Linked DNA regions of Mus musculus: region 2 is linked to region 1. The links are chromatin loops, found by intact Hi-C in ENCODE. Cell type or tissue: left cerebral cortex. All regions are shown on one strand. Links, peaks and the distances in the headings refer to the core of each region. The heading gives the core; the rest is flanking DNA.

The links. Peaks named below come from ENCODE experiments on the same cell type or tissue, not always from the same donor. Only the 100,000 strongest peaks of a DNase experiment are listed, where the experiment ranks them.
Region 2: a loop joins it to region 1, with 8 times the contacts of the local background. A loop is called at or near these places in 3 of 42 quality-filtered maps.

The regions. Positions count from the first base shown.
Region 1 is chr9:89,684,590-89,691,914 of GRCm38, reverse strand. No RefSeq gene overlaps it. Among named protein-coding and RNA genes, the nearest start is that of Tmed3, 17 kb to the left of the region's middle. In left cerebral cortex, for the core only: CTCF peaks have their summits at 4,108 (motif pointing right) and 5,438 (motif pointing right); DNase peaks (open chromatin) are centred at 4,133 and 5,445.
Region 2 is chr9:88,935,055-88,942,379 of GRCm38, reverse strand. Gm2396 (predicted gene 2396) reads left to right here and starts at 5,038. Exons shown (of 26, transcript NM_001378764.1): 1 at 5,038-5,136. The coding sequence starts at 5,112. In left cerebral cortex, for the core only: a CTCF peak has its summit at 3,884 (motif pointing left); no DNase peak of the experiment used is centred there.

The DNA.
Region 1 (7,325 bases), core at 1,094-6,093:
CCTCTGTGGACACGAGCTATGCACCTGGTACATAGACATTCATGTGGCCAAAGCACCCATACACATAAAATAAAACGGGGAATCTTTTTGTTGTTGATGTTTTTGTGTTGTTGTTTTGTTTTTTAAGAAGGAGCCTTTGAATCCCAGGGGTGATGTGAATGAGGCATACTTCCTTGCAGAAATGGTAGTCAATTTGAAGACACCAAAGAAGAAGAAGAACTACTGATCACAGGAGGGACACCAAGAAAGCCCAAGGAGCCAGCCCAGAGTAGACCAGGAGAGGGGCAGAAAGATTTGCACATGCAGACCATCTACAGATCCATCATACAGATAACTTGTGTTCCTAAAGTAAACAGAACAAGCTTTAATAAAACCAGAGATGTCAATCCTTGGTTCCAATGGGCACTTTGCACTTCAGGAAACAGTGGCCGAGACACAGTAAAGCTACTGGTCTTCAGCGAATCATCATCATCACCATTATCAACAACAACAACAAAAGAAATGTGTCCTCTACTGAAGAAAAATTGTGGAAACTCAATGTTCTCTTGGACAATTATTGGGAGTAAACCTTGAAGTACTGACTAAGAGAAACTCAGCCTATTACAGATCTAAAATCTTTTCCTTTGTATTTATTAGACAGAGTCTCACTCTGTTCCTGGTTGTCCAGGAACTCACTAGTTAGATCAGACTGACTTTGAACTTGTCATGACCCTCCTGCCTCTTCATCCAGTGTATTGGAATCACAGATATGCACTACCAGGCCAGACCCATAGACAAAAAGTCGTGTCATTTCAGTGCAAAATCTATGGGTAGCCAGCCTAAATTTTAAAGAAATTAATGACATAGGATACACAAAACACATTCTTGAATGAACTTTCTTCCCAGAAAAACTCTTGAGTCAGAGTAAGCCATTATATAAAAGGTAGAGGATAGATCCTGGATTCTATCTATCTATCTATCTATCTATCTATCTGTCTAATATATATGACTATATATAATATATATTTATATGTGTGTGATTAATTATGTATTATTACATGATATTAGAAGTAATACTGTCTGGGAAAAGGTGTTATGCAGGGCAGGGGAGAATGCATAGAGATGCATATGATCTAAGTATATGACATAATTAAATGAAAATGTCTGTATGAAACCCATCACCGTGTCAATGACTGTAAGCCAATAAGAAAAGGGCAGCTGGTGAACAAGCATTTCCTCTGCTAATTTCCATAGACAACAATGGAAGAATCCACTAAGAATAAATTTTATAAATCTTAGCAATTTAAGCATAGCAACATAGAGGAGTGAGAAAAGATAGGAGAAAATATAAATGCAAATCTTATTTTTACCAAGAATTTGGGGAAATACTAACTTAAATGACTAGGGAAACTCAGAAGCAGTTCCTGCTTTATGCCAACTCCAGTTCTACTGCGTTGTGGGTAGCATCGAGCTCACAACACCTAGCTCGCTCTGTAATGCAGACTGTAAACATTCCTTTTTATGGATGAGGAACACAGCACAGAGAACGTCATCAACTTTGAACAGGGCCATCTGGCTAGCAAATCTAAGGTGACAAAAACTATTTACTTATCTTTCTAGTAAGTCAGTAAGATTAGCTGCAGCAACTTCCCATGCCACCTAACGAAGGAGGTATTGGTTAAGGACAAGGGTGGACGCTGGAGCTGGGGCTGTCTGCTTTGTCTTTTCTAAGTCTTGTGCTACTGCGATGGCCGCTTTGAAGTATTGGATAGAAAAGTCCTGTCTTCTGCGAGCAGAGTAGGCAGATGTTTAAACACCTAAAAGATAAGGATCTGGGGCTCAGTTGCTAAAGTGTTCACAAACACATAGAAACAAGACACAAGTTTGGAACCTTAGAACCAGCACAAAACCCAGATGTTGTGGTGTGCACTTGCATGCCCAGAGCTGGTCAGCTAGCCTAGCTGAGTTGGTGTGCTCCAGGCCAATGAGAGTCATTGTCTTCAAAAGTAGGTGGACAGTGACTGATGAATGATAGCTGAGGTTGTCTCTGGCTTCCACATATACACATGCATACATGCACCAGCATACACAACAGAACATCACTAACCCACGTTCTCACAGACCAGGAGCCTGAGGTCTCTGTCTATGGCTTGCAGATAACTCTCTTGATACATACATCTTTGACACAAACACAGCTCAGCTCATGACCAGTGGTTCTGAGTAGATACCATCCAATTCTCAGTATATGTTGCTTTGAAAATTAATTATATTCTACTCAGAATCATCATTTTATCAAGTTTGGTTATTTCACAGCTTGGGTTAGTTATCATTGTTCCCTCTTGTATCCTTTATGAAATACTGGCCTGTACAAATATGCTTGGAGGATGGAGTAGCTTGATAATGATCCAGTTTTGACTGTCATTTGAGAGCTGTGTGAAGATGGCAAGATCATATAGTCCCTCCTGTCTGAGGCTCAGTTTCCTCATTTGTAATTAAATATGATATTAAGGGACATACATAATGATGTTCATTGCAGCACAGTGTATGGAATGATACATTGGGAACAATCCAAATGCCCGTCAGGAGGGGGCTGGATAAACAAACTGTGGATGGCTTACATGTGGGGATACTTTATTATGGTTGGAAATGAATGGAATGCTCCCAACACAGCTGTATGAAATGATATTGAAAGCATATTGAAGAGTGAAAAAAACCTGCAAAGTGTTCCAGTGTGATACCTTGCACTTCTCACTAAAAGCATGCAGAAGACTGTACTCTTAGGAGAAAGATATGCTTGTGTGTATACATAAAATATACTACAAATACATATTAAAAAGATAAAACACAGATTGTGCATAATCATATCAAATGGAAAGTTATCACTGGGATGGAGGATGAGAAACAGTAGCAGGAAGAGCTACAAAGGACATGTCCACTCAAAAGTGGAGCATTTCCTCCTCCTCCTTCTCCTCCTCCTCCTCCTCCTCCTCCATCTTCTAAAAACTGAGATGTGTATGACAAAATATTAATACCTGTCAGTTCTAGGTGGCAGGTATGTGGGTGTTTGTTATGTTCCATTTGTATTTCTTTGTATAAATATCCCCAAAGCAAGGCAAACACAAAAGTGGAATAACTCCTTTGTCTCATCTCTTAGGGCTGTTGTGGGGCTTTGATAATAACAAGGTATTTGTCGACATTCATAACAAAGTAAACTCTCCCATAAAAATGGTAGTTCTGTAGCTAATCTGTTCTATTTGCGTTGATTCTGTTAACTTCCATTCCTAAAGTCCCCATTGTCTGGCAGCTCCAAATTTGGGGTGGTGTTTGCAGTAACCATGAGAGTGGTGGCAAAGGGGATGGACAGCAGTGATGGAGTAGTTGGTGGTGATAGCTGGGATGGAAGTATTCACAACAAGCTGCGTGGTGGTGGTACATGCCTTTAATCCCAGCATGTGGAGGCAGAGGCAGGCAGGTCTCTGTAGGATCAAGGGCAGCCTGGTCTTGAGAAAGAGTTTCAGGACAGCCAGGGTTAAACAGGGAGACTTTGTCTCAAAAGTTAATCAATTAATCAAGCAAACAAACAAAAGTGAAGGTGGTAGTGATGATGGGATAATGATGATGATGGTGTTTTGTGTGATGGCAGTGGTGGTGATGGTAGTCACGGTGGTCATACTGATGAAGGTTATGGTGTTCTTAGTAAGATGGTGGCAGTAATGCTGGTGACGGTGGTATGGATAAATGAGGGTGGTGATGGTGCGATGACGCACTGATGTCTGTGGTTATGGAGGAAGAGATAATGGTGGTGATGATGATGATGGCAACAGTAGTGATGGTGATAGTGGTGATAGCGATGGAGGTGGTGTTGGTGTGTTCAAGGTGATGTGTATAGTAAATAGAAGTACACTTCTCATCTATCACTGTACCGTATCATGTACCATAGCATTTAATAGTTTGGGGGGGGGGCGGCTAAGTGGTTTACTCTCGGAAAACCTAACCTTTCAAAGCCTGTGTATCTCTCATGGCTCTGAGTAAACATCCTTCAAAGCTTTGCATTTAGGGCTATAATTAGGTTTTTCTGCAAGTACTTGAATTTTGTCATTTTCTTAGAACTGCAACAATATGAGAGATGACCACAAGAGGACAGTAGAGACCCACCAATAAAGCACACCTGCACCTCAGGACTGCTGCGGGGTGCATTTCCCCCACTCTGGCAGCTGCAGAGAGAGCATGGCCCTCAAGGGACGCATAATGCAGGAATCTCAGGACTATTTGAGGTGTCACGGAGTGTCATAGAATTTGAGAGCTGGTTAGAGTCATCTGTCCAATGTTCTCAGCCTTAGCCCACAGCACCTTCACTGACTTAATGGTAAAACTTGATCCAGAACCATCCAGATAGGTCCCTTGTGAATTTCCAAGCCACAAAAAAAAAAAAAAAAAAATCATAAAAAATGATGTTTAAAAAAATTATGTGCTGCTAACCTTGGAAAAAAATTTTATTGCAGCAAAAAAATAACCATTACCTCTGACATACAAGAGTCAGTGTGTGTTAACTTTAATTGTTATTCAGATGACTCTTAAATACAAAGTCTTCACCCCCACCCAGACCCCAGTTTTCTCTCATTAAATGCAATCATTTGTTCTCATTCATCTCAATTATAATGTGGTTTGTAAGTGATAACATTCATTCATTTACTTTCAATATGCTAAAATGTTGTGTAGAGCAACACCAGCAAGAAAAAACAAACTAGCCATTTACAGACTCATTGAACACTTCATATAGACATCTATGCATTATGTATGTAGGATGATAAAGGTCCAGGTTCAAGACAGAGCATGGCCATTGAGCTGAGCAGGTCAGAAAAACACTTCTTAGGAGAGGTAGTTTCCAAGATGAGACTTGAAGTAGGGAGTCATGTTAGGAAAATCAGTGGGAACAAGGCACAGTTTTCCAGAGGTGTTTGGGGCTGGAAACAAGGGCCTGCATGGGCTGGACCAGTGGAGCAGTACAATGGGAACAGTTATGAGATGAGCAGTAAAAATGGAGAAGAGGCAAGGCATGTGGAAGAGTTTTGGCACAGTGCTAACAGGGAGCTTGGGCTCCATCCATCCATCACCTACTGAAAGCATGTCCAGGGATCATTTTCAGAGCACTGATGCTGCTCTTAGGGAGGCAGATGGAGGGGAGAGAATGTATGGGAAATTTTTTGTGACCTGCCAAGCTGAGCTGGCTGAGAGCTATACAAGATACTGGAATTCATGTATTCCTTGCCCTGCCCCTTTAGGCGCATGAGTTCATCCCCCAACAAAAGTTCATCTTCTCTCACTGAGATGAGAAATGCAAAGAAACACAGGATGGTTCTCAGCCAGGAATGATGTTACCTTTCAGGGGCATAGAGCAATGTCTGGAGATATTTTTGGGCTGTCACAGCTGGGAAGGAGGAAGAGGCATTAGTAGGTAGAGTCAGGGCCAGAGGGTGGCAGTGTTGAACATCCTATAATAGGCAGAATGGCTCACAACAAAGATGCTTATAATCAAAACATCTACAGTACTTGGTTCAAAAAGTGTATAGAAAAATAAAACAAAATACAAAGGAAGAGAGACGAGGGAGAAAACACTTAACATTTACTGAGCCTGTAAGAAACACAACCAAACAAATTCTGATGTCTTGTGAACCTAGGAGACTAAGGAAGTCAGTGCGCTCTTTGGATAAATCCCTGACTGTGTTAGGGGTAGTGAGTGGAAGCCAATGAATGTGGCAGGAAAATCCACACAAACAAAAGAAACCTAGAAGGAGCAATGCTGCAGGATGTTTCTAAAAGCAACACTCCCTCTTATGTGTCTACAGAGGACAATCCTGAGGTTCCTTATATGTGGCTCTTCACTGGTAGAAGATACAGCTGTGACACTGTTCTCCAGCTTGGAGGCGCATCGTTGAATTCATTACCGGCATCGTACTTCTTCATTTCATTCTTGTTCACTGGCTAGTATAAACCACCTTCATGGAATATTAAGGACTGCCTTTAAAGAAACAAGGCTACTGTATTTTTTTGTCTAGGATTCTTTGCTCACAATCATTTTCCAATGAAACTTACCCTGGCTTCTTCATTTAAAAATCACTAGGTCTAGGATGGATGTAGCTCAGAAGTAGAGTAGTTGTCTACTGTGTGCAAGGCCCTGGATAAATTACAAAGGTGTGTGTGTGTGTGTGTGTGTGTGTGTGTGTGTGTGTGTGTATTTATATGAGTGTATAATTAAATATATATTCTATTTAATAATTTCTACAAATTTGAAGCAGTGATATACTGCTTAAAAGTAACATAAGGGGCTGTGGAGATGGCTCAGTGGTTAAGAGCACTGACTGTTCTTCCAGAGGTCCTGAGTTCAAGTCCCAGCAACCACATGGTGGCTCACAACCATCTGTAATGGAATCTGATGCCCTTTTCTGGTGTGTCTGAAGACAGCTATAGTGTACTCACACACATTAAATAAATAAATAAATATTTAAAAAGTAACATAAGACCTAACACCAAGCATGTCTGGCCAGTAGACAGTGGAAAATGAGCTATCAGAAGACAACTAAATCACAAAACATCGAGTCTCAAAGCAAAACCTAGTTTTATGTTGTAAGCAAAAAACATGTACAGGAAGTCAGAAATAGGAGTAGCACAGGACCCACAGAAACAAAAAGAGGACAGCTGGTGACGTGTCTGTCTCACAAACACAGGACCTGATTTTGAATGCTGGCATGGTTGTAAAAAAGGAAAAAAAGAAAGAAAGACAGAAAAAAAAAAAAAACCTGCTTGTGGTGGCAAGTGCTTGCATGCAATTGCAATGGTGACGAACTGGAGATAGTCAGATCCCTGGAGATCACTGGCCAGCCAGTTCTAGCCTGCTCAGTGAGCTCCAGGTCCTGTGGAGAGATCCTGTCTCGAAAAACAAGGTCTTCAACTTCACCCTCACGAGCAACACCTGATGTTTCCTCTGGCTTCTGGCTTCCATACCCACCCTACACACAACAGATACCTGAACATCCACAGAGACACATTTTAAAAGAAAAGAAAAAGTGTCTAATTGACTTGCTAGTGCCTAGTTGAAACATTCTGGCCTTTGCTGCCTGTAGGGTTGTACCGACAGCCCCATTAAGGATGGGCAATAGGCCAGTGCTGGCCAGTTTCTCTTCTAAGAATGGCAACAGTGTCTTAAAAGATGAGCAAAGAGGCCTGGATTTTTACCAAGGCCTCTGCATCATTAAAACACGGGCCTGTGCATACACTTTCCTGAGAGCTCAGCAAAGAGGGTGAGAGGCGTCAAGGGAGATTCACAGCCAGTGATCTGTGCCACAGAA
Region 2 (7,325 bases), core at 1,627-6,626, 750 kb after region 1:
CCTGATGATACTGAATACTTCCCCAAGTACTCATTATCCTTTGTTATTTCTTCACTGGGAATGGCCCATTCAGCTTGCTGTCCCATTTGCTTATTGGAGTGCTCTGTTTTTTATGTGTTTCATTATTTTCAGGTTCTTATATATCCTAGATATTAATGACCTGTCTTATATGAGAGTTTTCCCATTCAGTAGATGTCTCTTCATTCTAGTGTTGCTTCCTTTTCTGTGCTGAATATATTTCATTTCATGTAATCTCTCATTTGTCAATTTTTAGAACTATTTCTTGTTGTATTAGATTCCTTTTCTGAAAATGCTTGCCTGTGCCTGTATCTTCAAGTGCTTTACTTAGATTTTCTTCTAACAATTGCAAAGATTCTTGTCAAAGACTTTAATGTCTTTAGTTCATTTTGAATTGATTCTTGTGGAGGGTGAGAAATAGAAATCTAGTTGTGGTCTTTTATGTGTAAATTGTTTCCCCAGAACTATTTGTAAATGAGACTATTTTGTCTCCAATTTATATTTTGGACAGCGTTTTCCAAACCAAGACGACTATAACTAAATGGCTTTATTCCTGACTCATCTATTGTAGCCTAACTATTTTGTTAGTACCATGCTGTTTTTTGTTTTTGTTTTTGTTTTTTTATATTCAATAACTATGTAATGCAATTCGAGGTGGAATATGTGTCATATCCCATACTGTTGTCTCTACTAAGGACTGCATAAGTTATTAAGAGCATTGTGCCTCCATATGAGGCTTAAGATTTCCTTTTCTTACCATTAAAAATTTTCCTTTTCTTATACCCATGGGAAGAGATACAGAGACAAAGTGTGGAGCAGACACTAAAGGAAAGGCCATCCAGCGACTGTCCCACCTGGGGATTCATCTCACATACAGTCACCAAACCCAGACAATATTGTGGATGCCAATAAGTGCTTGCTGACAGGAGCTGTGTCCTGAGAGGCTCTGCCAGTGCCTGACAAATGCAGAGGTAGATGCTCTCAGTCAACCATTGGACTGAGCACAGGGTCCCCAATGGAGGAGCTAGAGAAAGGACTCAAGGAGCTGAAGGGGTTTGCAGCCCCATAGGAGGAACAACAATATGAACCAACCAGTACCCCCCAGAGGTCCCAGGGACTAAACCACCAACCAAAGAGTACACATGGAAGGACCCATGGCTCCAGCTACATATGTAGCAGAGGATGGCCTAGTTGGTCAATGTTGGGAAGAGAGGCTTTTGGTCCTGTGAGGGCTCTATTTCCCAGTAGGGGACTACAAGGGCCAGGAGGCAGGAGTGGGTGGGTTGGTGAACAGGACCAGGAAAGGGGATAACATTTCAAATATAAACAAAGAAACTATCTAATAAATACAAAAACAAAATTTAAAAAACCTCTATTCAGGTCATACAGCAATGTAGATTTCCTTTTCTTATTCTGTGAGGAATGTCATTGCCATTTTGATGAGGATTTTTTTAAATATGAAGATTGCTTTCAGTGACATAGCAATATACACAATATTCTGCCTATTAACGGATAAGAGGTAGTTCTGTCATCTTGTGTCTTCCTCAATTTCTTTTTTTATTTTCTTACATTTTCATTGTAGAGATCTTTTACCTCCATGGGTAAGCTCATTCATAACAATTTTTAAACAATTTTTATTAGATATTTTCTTCATTTACACTTCAAATGCTATCCCAAAAGTCCCCTATACACTCCCCCTACCCTGCTCCCTACTCCTGCTGCCAACTTCAGCTCCTTGGGTACTTTCTCTAGCTCCTCCATTGGACGCCCAGTGTTCCATCCAGTAGATGATTGTGAGCATCCACTTCTGTATTTTCCTGGCACAGATATAGCCTCACAAGAGACAGCTATATTAGAGTCCTATCAGCAAAATCTTGCTTGCATATGCAATAGTGTTAGTGTCTGCTAACATTATGGTATGGATCCCCGGGTGGGGCAGTCTCTGGAAGGTTCTTCCTTCTGTCTCAGCTCCAAACTTTATTCACAACAATTTTAAAAAATCTATAATGAATGGGATTTCCCCCAACTTTGTTTCCAGTGAGTTTGCTATTTATAAATAGGAAGATGTTTTTTTTTTTTTTTTGTATGGTGATTTTTATATCCTGCTACTCTGCTGAGAGTGTTTGTACTTTGCTGGTAGAATCCTTGAATCTAGTAATCTGCCCTTTTTTCCCTTCCTATTTGTATCCCCTTTAATTCTCAGAGTCCTTCCAGTAAATTCTTTTGTCACTGCTGAGTAACCAGATCAAATCAAATATAACAGATTCAAATTCAGTGCTATTGGAGGAATAAGCTTTGGCTCCACTGAGAAAGGTCTTGAAAGACGGAAGAAACCACTGCTCCTTGTGGAACATCGAGATTAGAGGTGCAACGTGCTGGCTAAGTTGACAGTGTTTTCTCCATCCAATCCCACTGCGCTCTTCTGTTGGTGGATAAAACCAAACTGCACCTTGAATTGTATTTCTGTATGGCCTTGGTATTACTTCCCTTAGAATTCCTTCTTATTCCTATGTTCACAACATAAGACAACAAATCCTTTCTCTTTTAGCCTCACTGCTGAGACATCATCATTAGCAAGGTAGTTTAGAATTCATCTCATGTTTAAAAAAGAAAAAATTCCCCCTCGATTTGTACCCTCCTGTAGCTTCACCACATTCTAATACTTGTCCCAAGAATTTACTATATTATTAAATCCTTATGCTCCCATTTCCTTTAAATTCAGTCTGGAGGTTTTATATCCACCTATTACTAAAATTCTGCTCAGGAAGATGTGGCTGGTCAACAGGGAAGTGAGAGGCAAGAAGGAAAGTTGATAACTTCTATTTGTGGAGATGAAACACTCATCCAAAGCTTGGGCTTGGAAAAATGAGATGGAGAGTGAAGTCTCAGAAAATAGCATTCCCCTCTGGCTAGAATAAGGGCCTCAGCCATTTGTCTATTCCTGCCATGATATTTCAGAGAAAATTCCAATTTATAGGGAACCATTATTTTAATGATCTGATCGCCAAAGGGAAGAAAAGAGGTTGTTTTATTTAGAATACTTTTAGTCTTGTCAGTACAGTTATCCATAAAACCTTTGGGAGGCATTTATCTATCTAGTCAAGGGTAAGTTCCAAAGGAAATCCCCTTGCTTTGTCATCTCAGGCACCAACCCTAGTTGTAGGTAGATTTAATCGCCATATGTCTCTACCATGAGAAAATCTTGGGGGTTTCCAGAACCCTTTCTTCCCACTTCTCGTTTCTCATGCCACTTTAGGTATCACATATTTTTAAGGAGCAGGGGTTGGACATAAAGCAGAAGTCCTAAACACTTAGCCAAGCCTCCCACTGAGGGGAAATTTCTATCCTTAGAACTGAGTTTCACTTGCAGATCTTAGTTTAGATGTGAAGAATTAGTGATGAGTGGTAAATTCTATCATTTCGTTGTGACTATTCTATTCTGCCACCCCTGGAAACTATAGAGGGAGGAGGAAGTGTAAGGGCTCAAGGCAATGAACGTTCCAAGTGTGTAAAGCATCTACTTCTCTAACCATCCTGGCATGTGTGAAATATTATGAAGAGATGCTTTTGTTAGTCCCTTTGGCACTGGACAGCATAGACAGAGGATGCCAAGAATCTCATGCCGGGAGAAGGAACAAGCTAGGACCATTGGTTAAACCAGAAGAAGGACTAATTTTCTGGCAAGAAACGTACCATATCACTTTTAAGGAGAGATTGGAGCTCAGAAGGAGGAAATAACTTGACCAGCACTTCCCAGCTATAGATACTTCTTGACTTTGTTTAAAACTAAACCTCATAGGATTCTGAGGATGGTCTTGGTGGAGGAGTCAGTAGACAGGCTTTCATAGCGTGCCATCTTGTGGTGCTCAGTGGGAATGCAGAAGAGAAGCCAGGACACCCTTCATGGAAAGCAGTCCAGTAGGGTTGAAGCTGAAAAAAAAATTAAAAAGAATTTATTAATCTTTCTATTCTGCTTTCCAGTATTAATTGTGTGTTGACTATGCATTGTAGTGATCAGTGCTGGTCCCCAAGATCTGGCTGCCCGCAATGAGGAGACCCTTGGTGATGAGAAAATCATCACATATACCAAGTGATGCTATGTCAACTTGCTCCTTAGTTTAAAGCGATTGGTCAAATAAACAGGTTGGCAGCTTGTAGCTGGGCAGAAGAGAGGTAGGCAAGTCTTCCGGTGCGGGGCTCTGGGTCTGAGGCAGAGGATACCAGGAGAGAAAAGAGAAGAGGAAGGAAGAAGATGCAAGGGGTAGGTGGAAAGTGAGAACATGACAATGAGGGCCAGACATTTGGAAAGGATTGGGCCATGAGAAACATGGCAAGTTGTCCCTGAGGGTCATTGACTGGAAAGTAGACTGACTAGCATAAAGGGTGGATATCTGCCCAGCGCTGCTTTTAAGGCTTATCATAAATTTAAAAGTTTTGTGTCTTTATTTGGGAGGTAAATGATCAAAAGTGGGGTAGAAACCTCCAATTAATTTTTCTACATTAACTATGTCTTTAATTGAACTATTAGACAAACATGACTGGTTAGTGGCTGTCTTAGTTACTTTTCTATTTTTTGTGATAAAACACCATGACCAAGTCAACTTGTTAAAGAAAATATTTAACTTAGAGGATAAAGTTTCAGGGAGTTAGAATCCATGGCCATCATAGCAGGGAGCAAGGCAGCAGACAGGCAAAAATGGCCCTGGAGCAGTAGCTGACAGCTCACATTTTGATGTGTGAGAGAGTGATCGAAAAAGACCTCTGTGAAGTAGGCATTTAAACAGGGTTCTTTAGAACCATGTAAGCAGATGAGAGAAAACTAACTTTGTAGTTGATCGTTCTTAGATCAAGAACATTGGCATTTATAATAACCCACACTGTAGTCCTGATCTTGTCTGAGCAGACTCGCCTAAGTAGCAGATGTTGGCTGTCATGGTATGATTATGAGTTCACTATGCAAGCTCTGTGACTTATGGCTGACCCGTACCTAGTTATGTTCAGGCCTGAGTGCTGAGTGCCAGTATACTTTGAGACTTTGCCCAAAGTACACGTCTATAACTACAGAGCGATAATAGTATTGGAATTTGAGTATAATGGGGAACTGTTGTGACACCAGAGGTATGATATTACTATCCATTTAGTGCTTTTGCTTCAACTAGACTGGTTAATATTTCTCAAAATATTTTGTGTAAATACTTACAATTGCTGTATTATTAGAATTCTTTCTTCCTTCCTTCCTTCCTTCCTTCCTTCCTTCCTTCCTTTTTCTTTCTTTCTTTCTTTCTTTCTTTCTTTCTTTCTTTCTTTCTTTCTTTCTTTTTGAGACAGGGTTTCTCTGTGTAGCCCTGGCTATCCTGGAATTCACTTTGCTGACCAGGCTGGCATCGAACTCAGAAATATGCCAGCCTCTGCCTCCCGAGTGCAAGGATTAAAGGCATGCGCCACCACACCAGGCTTTAGAATTATGTTTTGTCATATATTATATTTTAGTCTACAAAGTATTTTGAATTTAAACTTTAGAATTTAATGTGTTTGTATATACATATGTGTCTGTATATGTTTGTATTTCCTCCCTCAAGATTGTGCTTCATAGACATTCCTATATATAAATACTGTAACACTATGTCACAAACATACTAAGAAATAACTAAGGTTCTCAGTATTTAAATTATAAACCTCAGAAAATTGGAGTGGCTTTACAGTGGTGGGATAAATTATGATATAAATCTTCCACTATAATGTGTGCCTATTTTCATTTTTAACAAACATTCCCGGTCATTTTCTTACTAGGTATACTTTATTCATTAAAATGTAGGTATGTCTCGTCCATATATGTGAAGGTTTAGAGTGTGTACCTACTCCATATTGAAAATTTAAATACAAATCTATGATTTATTCTGAATTGTAAATATCCCAAATAGGTAACATTATGACCCACATCTATTTGGAGTTAGGTATCACCCAATAAGTTGATTATTTTGTTCTGAATGACTGATCGCTATTTCAACAAATGAAGTAGAGAATCAGATGAATTAGGCTGGTGAACTAATTAGAGAGTCAGTAACTATTTACAGAAATCCGTGAGCATAGTGTTCGTATATGGTGAACAAAAAGAATTGTATGCAGAGGTAATCGTTCTGTGCGTGTAGAAACATGGTGCTGAAAAGATGTATTAACCCTTCCTGCTGTTTTCACGTGTGATGTGGTTTATTTATCCTGACACTCCTTCAGAGAGCTATAACTTTCTTGATGAATTGGGCAAAACCTAAATATAAAGAGGTTCATATTTGTGAAAAGCTAATTAACCAAGATGGTAGGTTACCAGTGTACACGTCAGGATGTCTCAAGTCTGTAGAAGTCCTAGGCATTATCTACTTTATGACATCAAATCCATGGTCACTTTATCACAGGACAGATACTGCTACATCACTGTCACATTTCAGCCTAGTCATTGCAAGGAAGTACCAGCACTTCTCGCCAGCTCACAGATGCTTAGGACTGGGATCCTTATCCTCACACCTGGCCTAAAGCCAACTACGAATAGAGAGATCTTTAATTGATATCTGATGGAAATACAAATGTTACCCTCAAAAGTTCAGAGACCTTGTGAGCCACAACCTGGGAGAGTGACACAAGTACTCAGAATATCTACCCAGTTTTTAGAGCCCCCATTACCCTTGGAGCAACTCTCACATAGAGCTGAGTTAGAGGACTTGAATGGCCAGCAGGATCCAGATGCTCCTCTTCCTTATCACTCTTCTTTTTAATCTGGATGCTGCAAAGCCCATGAGTACAAAAGGAGAAACGAGGCACAGGGCACTTATTATTTTTTCCCAGGAGTCAATAAATTATTGCTTGTCAAAGGATGAATGGATCAATATAGTTACACCATGTCCCTTATACTAAATTCACTTCCCCGGTAAAATGTATGTGTTAAAAAGCTAAAATTCTGTGTTCTTTATGATGAATGCAGAATCAGAATGTGTCAACTGATGGAGGTTGAAGTACGCTTGTGAGATGTGATGAAGAGATTTTTCAGTCCTTTTGGGCTTCAAAATGCTTAAAGGAAATGATGATAATATGTGGTTTCATCGTGACATTTATTTTAATGAGGAGAGTGAGATGTCTTGATAGTATAGGTGCTTGTCATTGCACCAGATATTCTGATTCTAACCCCAGAACCCCAAATAATGGAAGGCGTAACTAGATACCAACAGTTGCCCTTGGATGTGCTCCCTCCCAAACTGAATACATGCACTAGGTAGTTACACATTAAACCATAGACCCTTATGTTGCTTTATATTCCC